Regions from separate parts of the Homo sapiens genome. Here all the other regions are linked to region 1. Evidence: chromatin contacts called from ENCODE Hi-C or POLR2A ChIA-PET data. All regions are on one chromosome and are shown on one strand. The core of a region is the stretch at or near the end of the contact, and the rest is flanking DNA. Distances in the headings are between cores, read along the strand shown.

Region 1 (2,699 bases), core at 106-2,605:
CTTAACAACACCCCAGAGAGGGTCTATACCTCACTTGAGAATGGGGGTGGGAGTTGTTTGACCCATATATTGTTCTGTGTTGGGGTCTCAGCAGAAATTCCAGCAGTCACGAACACAGAGTCCCTTTGAGTGTCCTGTTAGGGGCTGGAGTAGGCTGGGGGCATCTTTGGATATTACCTGGAGGGCAGCCCAGTGTGAAAGGCCTGACTACCAGGGAATGGAATCCGGGCTTCGTGGTGTAGACAATGGGCAGGCAAGGTGTGTTTCTCTTTCCTTTTCACATGTAGGTAAGTGCAGCCCCAGTTGCTGGACTTGCCTTCACATCCACGGACCTGCCCTTTCCCAGGGTCAGCTGGGTTCAAAGGGCTCTCAGAACGTTTTCTTTAAAGGAAAAATGGAGAGTGGCAAACGCGTGCCTAGGTGGGAGCAGGGAGTAGAGGGGGGCGGTTTAGATAGCAGTAAGGGGACATCAGACCAGCTACAAGCCAACAAGGAAAAAAGTGACGTAAGGAAAAAAATCCCAGGGAGCAGAGAGAAAAGTAGACTCCCCAATGCCTCGCAGTAAATGAGGACGCCTGGCGCCTGCGGCGAGGTCAACTGAGGTCAGACGAGCTTATCTCTCCTGTCCCGGGAATTAAGGGCATCCTGGGGACAGCTGCAGAGCAGGAGGCTCCCCGTGCCCTCCTCTTCCTAAGCAAGTCAGGATCCCAAGAGGCGCGTGCGGGGAGGCCCCTCCGAAGGGCTGCTGGCTTGTGTCTTCCACCAGCGCAAAGGGAAGCTATCGGTTGCTTCTGCAGTGAGGCAAGCTCAGCCGGACGCCCAGAAGAGAGACGAGGTGTCGCTGTCGGGGTGTCTGCCTGCCTCTTTAGGATCAATTATTAGCGTACAGATCCTAAAACAAAACAAAACAAAACACTCCTGAAAACATCGACTTGCCTCAGTGACAGGCCCCAAGTTCGGGACGCCAGGAGACGCCAGCGGGGCTGTGAAGTGCAAATCGCCCCGAGGCAACCCGAGAACGGGAGGACTGTCACCAGCCCGCCAGGAGAGTGCGATGCCCCGGTCCGTTCCGGAGCAGGGAAACTTTTGCGGGAGGCTGCGCTGGCACCGGCCGCCTGGCGCGGCTCGCGCGGACCCGGGCGACGGGACACGCAGCGCGGCACTGCCACCTTGTGGGCATCGGCGGCAGCGGCGCGGCGGGGCGAAGCCGGCGAGGCGAGCGACCCGCGGCTCGGAGCCCGACGCCGGCCAGCGAACGCCCGCAGGAACGCGCCGGCCGAGCGGGAGCCCGCGGGGGCGGGGCGCGCGGCTCCGGTCACGTGGGTTAGCAACAGGCAGCAGCCAATGAGAACGCGAGTCAGGTGGTGCGTGCGCCCGCCGCGCGCGGGAGGTAAGGGGCCCGGGAGGAGGCGTGGGCGCGCCACGGGCCCGGTGGGACCGCGGGTGGGGAAGTCCAGAAAGCTTGCTCTTCCCTGTCAGGAGCCGCCTGCCGCAGGCGGGATGAACGAGAGCTGTAAAATGGGACTGTCCCATTCCCACGCTCCACGGCTGCGACCCCTGTACGGGGCAGTGGGCGGCGGCGCGGGTAGGAAGCAGGCGGGGAGCGACGCGGAGAGCCCGATTTGTCCCTCCTCCAGCCACTTGTTGCTTATCCATGGGCCTGGGACTGCCATTTGGATCCACACAGGGGAATTAAAACAAAAAGAATAATGAGGCTCCTGGCCGTGGCGGGGTGCGCATTGGCCCTCTTGCCCTGCGTGTAGCAGGTGGAGGAGACAGGCTCCATCCTTAGAGCTTCCCAGAGCCCAGGGTTGGCCTGAAGACACCAAAGCAGAGGACAGCCAGGAATTGGGTCAGAAAGAAAAAGCTTCGTTGGTTTTAATTATTTTAAATAGAAAAGCCACATCCAAAAGTACCAATAATGATTTTTACAGTAAACCCACTATGTTGACATAAACCAGCCCACCCCTGAACGCACAGAAGACCGTAGCACAAACCGTGAGAGGCGTATTGAAGGACTGGGGCAAAATCAGGACCGACAGGCAAGCGTGGTTTCCATCAGGGTCTTACTCCTCTGGCTTCCTAGTTTAGGCAGATTTCACCCTGTTAATAGGGTCCGTGGATCGGTCTCTCTTTCTCTCCTCTCTCTCTAGCTCTCTATCTCTCTCCCTTTCCACCTCGTGTTTCATTCCTTTGAAACAAATCCAGGGAGCAGATGGCCTCAGAAGGGTATCTAATCCATGCCTGGCCTCGAGGCACGTACTATAAGCTGTGATACCGTGCTAAGGTGTTATTATAGAGACAAAAATATCTCAGACTGCAGGATCTAGCCATCCTATTCTTAAAGTTCCCTAGGGAAAGATGTTGTACAATATTCTTTGATAACCTACTACAAATGCTAACCACTTTAAGTACAATATAAGAACCTTCTGATCCTAGGTTTTATTTGTTTCTATTTAAACTCATTCAGGGTCAGGCTACCCAGAGGGCAGTTGAACACCTGTCCGGTGGCTTATGGGAATGCCTTGCACGATGTGCACTTCCCTCCACCAGGATCAGTGTGTCTGCTGACACTGGGGACCATGCCTGAGACATAGGTACAATTGGGCTGTGCCAGGGCAGCTCAGAGAAAGTGATCCACTCTGATTCAGACCCTGCCAGCTGAGTTACTTACTTCCCTTACTTCCTTTTTTTTGAGA
Region 2 (2,699 bases), core at 139-2,638, 430 kb before region 1:
ATCAAAGGGAATGGGAAACATCCGAGGCTGTGTGTTCTGGGAAGGAGTGAAGAGTACACTTTGGGGTAAAGCATAGATTTGGGCAGGAGAAGTGGGAGGGACCAGGGATTGAGGACTTTGTCAGCAAGGGTGAGATGTCTGCAGTAATTTTTGCAGACATGCAAACCAGTTGGGAGATGTTTATTTGGGTAAGTGTGGGTGGGACTAGGGTGAGTCACGTGAGGGGCCTAGGGCACAAAACTTAAGGAGACTTGCTCTCAGGTGCCACCTCTGCCTTTGCAGGATCCTGAGTCAGGTCTTCTTACTGCGCTCCCAGCTTGGTCTGGGAGTGGGCTGACCAGTGAGCAGCAGTTTTGCATATTCGCAAGATTGCTGCGAAAGCTCTGCATAGGAGGGATTGGAGACGGTGGGCGCTGTGTGAGACCGTGCAAATAGAGTTAATAGAGACAGAAAAGATGTGCAACCTGGATGGTGTGAATGGTGTGCTCCTGTAAAACAGTCAACACAGGCCAGGGACAATTCCACATGCTTTTCACATGTTAATTAATTTCCTGATGAAAGATAAAGCTTCTAGCCAGGAGTCCAGACAGCTGAGTTCTAGTCTAGCTCTGCTCTAAAGAGTCCTGGGAGCCCCTGTGGCCTCAGCTTTTTGACCTGTGAAATGACCGAGTAACAGACCATTTCATAGGTCCCTGAGAGCTCTAGAATCTCACGTCACTCATGACGTATGTTAATATCAGCTGGCCTCGAAAGAGAACCCGAGCCTTGGGGACCCCAATCTTGGATCTACAAGATCTCTCAGACCAGAAGCCCTGGGGGGTAAATCCCTCCATCCAGAATCTTGTCTTTCATCGATTCAGTGTGAACTACTTCTCAAATTTCTACATTTCTGGTCCCCCTTAAACACTGACATTCCAGTCAGTCTGATGTTAAATTCTGCTTTCCCCTTTCCACCTTGTGTTACCTACCACCACAGCCTGGCCCACATTTTTCTACCCCTCCCTCCTTCTGTCATTAACAAAACTCCCCAGACCCTTGCAAAGCCCCTACAGCAGAATTATCCCAAGAGAGAAACAGTGGATTTAATAAGCTTCCCCTTAGATGGCCCCAAATCCCTTCCAGTTGATTAGGGGAAAAAACAACTACACACAGGACAGTTTCCTGATGCGGGAGGTGAGAGAGAGAAAGAATAAAGAAAGTTCCTGAAGTCCTGGGCCTCAGGGACCAAATTAAGAAAGCAGCACCACTTATTCAAAATCAGATGAATGTCAGTGGGATGTTTGTCAAACAAACTTGTCATTATTTGTCACAATTTGAGGAAGTATCAGTCAATAGTCACACTCGAGCGCATAACAGAGTTATTTATAGCTGCCAGTCTAGAGTTTTAACTCATGCAGGGCCAAGGTTCGATGTTATAAACAGCTTTGTTTATAATGACTGCGTGGCTATAAATAGTTTGGTTCCCCGGGTGTCACAGAGCAGCCCCGGGATGGGCTGCCAAAACCAGCGCCAGGAAGCAGGCTGCAGCAGGGAGGTGAATCCTGGTGGTGGTTTTTTTTCTTCTCCGAGTACCCTTTCTGTGAGTCCTTGGCCAGAGTATTTCATGTTGTTCCTCAGTGTCCCTTTTGGAACGGGGAGTCGGGCTCCCTGGTGTTCCTGGGAGATGGTGGAAGTTACTCACTTAATGAATTAACATCTGCCCCAAGATCTGCTGTTGAAAGGGAGCCAGTATGGGGAGCACCGCCTCTTTTGTGCCTATTCACGGACAATGAGCTAATTACAGTCTCTCTCCTGCTGGAGGGTGGAGGGAGATATCCTGTTATTCCAGTGAACAGGCAAAGCTCTAAAGGTTTATTTACAGCTTCAGATTTAATTTGAACGACAGCAGCATCTCTTCTAAAAATACGAGGTTGTCAGAAATTTAGAAATTTACTAGTTTCTTGTGTCAGCAGAACCTTATCTAAGGAGTGGGAAGTTGGGGGATTTGTGGGGAGCAGAAAAGAGGAAGGGGAATATGTATACATAAATTTTACATGTAAAATACATAGGTATGTCAGCTTAAAAACTGATCATTTTACCAATTGGCACAGGGGCAGTATTCTCAACATCTTCCTGACAACCTCCAACCCCACCCTCCAAAAATGCAAATCTATTTGTCATATGGAAATTTCTTGATCGACTCTTTCCATGTCACGCTCAAAATCCTTACAGTCAATTTTAATACTATTAAGCTAAATCTTCTTTTGCTTTCTTTTTTTTTTTTTTTTAAGAAAAGGTGTGGCCATGAAAAAAAATTTATTGGATCTTAATTTGCAAGATTAGTTCTGGTTCATTTTATTGCAGTAATTTAATACTCATAATGATTTTCTGATGCATATGTTTTAGCAGCAAGATCTACTTCCTATTCATTTTTCATTTCAATGCAACTGACGTATATTAGGCAGCATGGTACAGATCTAAGGGAGCAGCACCCCGTGAGAAACTGACATCATTCTGCCATCTTGGCATCCTCCCAGACATGTGTTGAGCCCCAAGAAGCCTGCACCCAGGTATATCCAGGGATTCAGGACCGAAGGTGATAAGCAAGAAATCCTTCTTTAAAAAGGAGTTACCTGTTTTTCATGGATAGGATTATTAACATCATTACCATTATCATCATTACTGCAATTCTGGCTAAGGGAGCTGTGAGTTGCATCCTA
Region 3 (2,699 bases), core at 67-2,566, 270 kb before region 1:
CAGGAAACAGAAAAGGCATGAAAAGAAGAACTAATTTGGAGCTGGCGGGGTGAGTGTTTCCTGGCTTATTTAAAAACATAGATACAGAATTCAAACATGGAAGAGGAATCTGACTACCAGAAGGAGACAGGATGTCAACAATGGAGTCAACAATGGCCAGGCCTGAAGCGATGTATTTTGACACTAGGGAAGCCATATAAAGAATACTGCTTGGTGGATCGGGTGGGTTCATCTTATACTCAATGTTTCATTTCCATTTAAATCTCTTGGAGGCAGAGGTTGAGGTTATTGACTTGGCCCCATATTAAGGAAAAATCATAACCCAGGCCTCCAAAGACCTTCCAGACTACAAGAGAAAAAGTCAAACACATGGCTAACGGGCATATATAAGGATCTTCACTGAACACGGACTTTTGAATGTCTATGATGTAGCAAGCACTGTGCTGGACACCACAGGTGCATTAAGGCATATGCCGGAGTCCCTTCCCTCAGGGAACATCCCTTCTAATTGCCACTTAAACATGGCAAACCTACGGAGGTGTGCCAGGACAAGGGCAGTCAGAAGGGTGGTGTGGTATACTGGGAAGCTCATAGACCACCTTGCTTTGAGTGCCTCTCAGCCGCTGTCTTGCTCTGTGATTTTAAGGAAGTCCTTGAACCTCGCTGAGCCTGCTTTTTCCATCTGCAGATTGGTGATAATGAAACCTACCTTGCTGTTTCATGTTGAGGAATCACTGTGAGAAGGTAAGGCCGTAACAATTTGTCGGAAGGAGAAGGAAGGTCAAAGCTTTGTTGAAGAGCTTTATGCTATTGGCCAAACAGAAACATAGAGCCCTGTGTGTGGTAACTCTCAGGGGACATGGTTGCCTCGTGGATAAAAACGTGAGAATTAGAAGAACAGAAAAAGCCAGCAGGAAAACTCAGAGGAAAGAGTCAGAGAGAACAAGGATGTTGTCTGTCTCCAGCATAATTGTGTAGAGCCTGGGATTCATTGCTAGTGACATTCCCTGGCTTCTCCCTCAGTGTGACGTCATGTGCTCTGTGATGTTTATTGCACTGCATTCCAGGGATGCTGCACAGAGCCATGTCCAGTGTCAGAAACCTTGGAAAATAGTCCTCGGTTTAATTTTAACTTTTTATATAAACAGTGACCTAATTTGAGGAAGGCTCGGTCTGGCCAGGCATCCCCGCTCCCACATTTCCTCCTCTTCACTCCCTCCTTCTGCCCTTAGTCAAACTGTCTCGCCTTCATCTCCCATATGGACTTTGCAAACAAGCAAGGGGGATGTGTGAGCTCAGCTAACTTGAAAAGAGAAGACGTGTGCCAGCGAAGCAAAACACTCCAGCCAAGTCATGCACCTCTGCGGGAGGGAGCCACCTCCTCAGCTCTCATCGTGAAATGTTATCTCACCAGGGCAGATGGAGGTACAGACAGAGGACTCCAACGCAACACAAGCAGCTGCCTGTCCAGAAGAGAGCCCTTTCTCTCCCTCCCAGTCCCAGCTCCAGCTGTATTTTCTTTCTTTCTTTCTTGAGCAAGAGGTCAGGTTCTCTCTGTATGCTTTGTGCAAATTAAGTGAGCTGTGAGTGCTGCCTGCGGCCGAAGGAACTACCCTCTGGTCTATGGTTCATCCTTCCTTCACTCCAACCACCACTGAGGGAGCAGAGCCCTCCCTGCCCAAATGCACAAGTGGGCAGCACCTCCGAGAACACAGAAGAATATGAAACGACCCTTCTAATTACTCAGGTGCAAGCAGAGGAGCTAACCATCCCACCGGGAGCCCACCCATGAGTGATGAATTCCAGTGACTGAGCCCAGTGTTGGGGGCTAGGGTAGAGGAAGAGTCCCTTGTGGACACGGTGGGAGGGAGGGAGGCATGAGGGGACAAGCAGGATGCCCTGACAGATTTTAACCCAGAAGCATGAATCCAGGTCTGAGGTCAGCAAACGTTTTCTGTAAAGGGCCAGATAGTAAATAATTTGTACTCTTTGTGGGCCATCCAGTCTCTGTCTACTTGACTCTGCCATCGTAGGGCAAAAACAACCACAGACAATAAATAAACGAACGGGCGTGTCTTGTGTTCCAATAAAAGATGGTTTACAAACACAGGCGGCTACTGGATCTGGCTCATTGGCTGTAGTTTTCTGACTGAAAGATCTAAAAGAACACCCTTTCCCATTGGTTCTGTCCATGTTTCCATATAGCTAACAATATCCTGGAGACCAGTTTGCCGCCCCGTTCCCCAAACCTTTATGTGCCTCTGATTTCTACACCCTGTTACTCTGTCTGCAAAAACCCCCAAATGCTGTAACTGGCTATTCACCTGGACAGAATGGCCTCCTTCAGGGAAAGCCAGCAGGGATGGTGAATTCAGATTTCCTGATTTCGTTGACAAATTCCTCACCACTGGCAGGAATGGGAAAGATAGATATTGAAGGTGCTGAAACCCACCCCTGTTGTCAGTTCAGGAGTGAGGTAAAAACATTCCTTGAGCAATTTGGTTTAGAATCATAGAGCCTCCTATTTTCTAATCCTTCTCTCTTTCTAGGTCTGATAATCTGAATATTGGCACTTCTACTTTATTCTCCATATTTCTTACCTTTTCTTTTCGTTTTCTGTTACTTCATACATTCCTCATGCTTTCTAGAAAAGCTCCTTAGTCTAATATTGCAACCCATAAGTTCCTTTAGCTATACTC

The links. Hi-C counts contacts between places; a loop is a spot of excess contacts on that map. ChIA-PET counts read pairs that join two places held with the same protein, here RNA polymerase II (POLR2A). Pooled maps may share reads with other maps.
Region 2: a map of B cell shows a loop between it and region 1 (15-fold over the local background). The contact joins two enhancer-like sites. A Hi-C loop is called at or near these places in 11 of 168 maps with a recorded cell type or tissue (B cell, cardiac septum, gastrocnemius medialis and 3 more), 12 of 37 single-sample maps with no recorded cell type and 19 of 50 pooled maps. POLR2A ChIA-PET finds 5 or more read pairs at or near these places in 2 of 52 experiments (CD4-positive, alpha-beta memory T cell and activated CD4-positive, alpha-beta T cell).
Region 3: a loop to region 1 is called in a map of K562, with 6 times the contacts of the local background. The contact joins two enhancer-like sites. A Hi-C loop is called at or near these places in 5 of 168 maps with a recorded cell type or tissue (K562, OCI-LY7, breast epithelium and 2 more) and 8 of 50 pooled maps. POLR2A ChIA-PET finds 5 or more read pairs at or near these places in 2 of 52 experiments (BJ and activated CD8-positive, alpha-beta T cell).

What each region holds. Positions count from the first base shown.
Region 1 is chr6:14,209,772-14,212,470 of GRCh38, reverse strand. No RefSeq gene overlaps it. Among named protein-coding and RNA genes, the nearest start is that of LINC01108, 74 kb to the left of the region's middle. RefSeq lists an enhancer at 747-806 and silencers at 1,057-1,496, 2,587-2,636. Within about 2 kb of position 1,355, at least 30 of the 41 ENCODE cell types and tissues checked have a DNase peak (open chromatin) inside an H3K27ac peak, as active enhancers do; they include B cell, breast epithelium, gastrocnemius medialis and 2 more, where a contact is called at or near this core.
Region 2 is chr6:14,638,045-14,640,743 of GRCh38, reverse strand. All of the region lies in intron 2 of LOC101928354 (a long non-coding RNA gene), which reads left to right. Among named protein-coding and RNA genes, the nearest start is that of LINC01108, 350 kb to the right of the region's middle. RefSeq lists a silencer at 252-546 and an enhancer at 55-1,038. Within about 2 kb of position 1,388, at least 12 of the 41 ENCODE cell types and tissues checked have a DNase peak (open chromatin) inside an H3K27ac peak, as active enhancers do; they include B cell, gastrocnemius medialis, heart left ventricle and 1 more, where a contact is called at or near this core.
Region 3 is chr6:14,475,753-14,478,451 of GRCh38, reverse strand. The region is part of intron 1 of LOC101928331 (a long non-coding RNA gene); the gene reads right to left. Among named protein-coding and RNA genes, the nearest start is that of LINC01108, 190 kb to the right of the region's middle. Within about 2 kb of position 1,316, at least 11 of the 41 ENCODE cell types and tissues checked have a DNase peak (open chromatin) inside an H3K27ac peak, as active enhancers do; they include breast epithelium, where a contact is called at or near this core.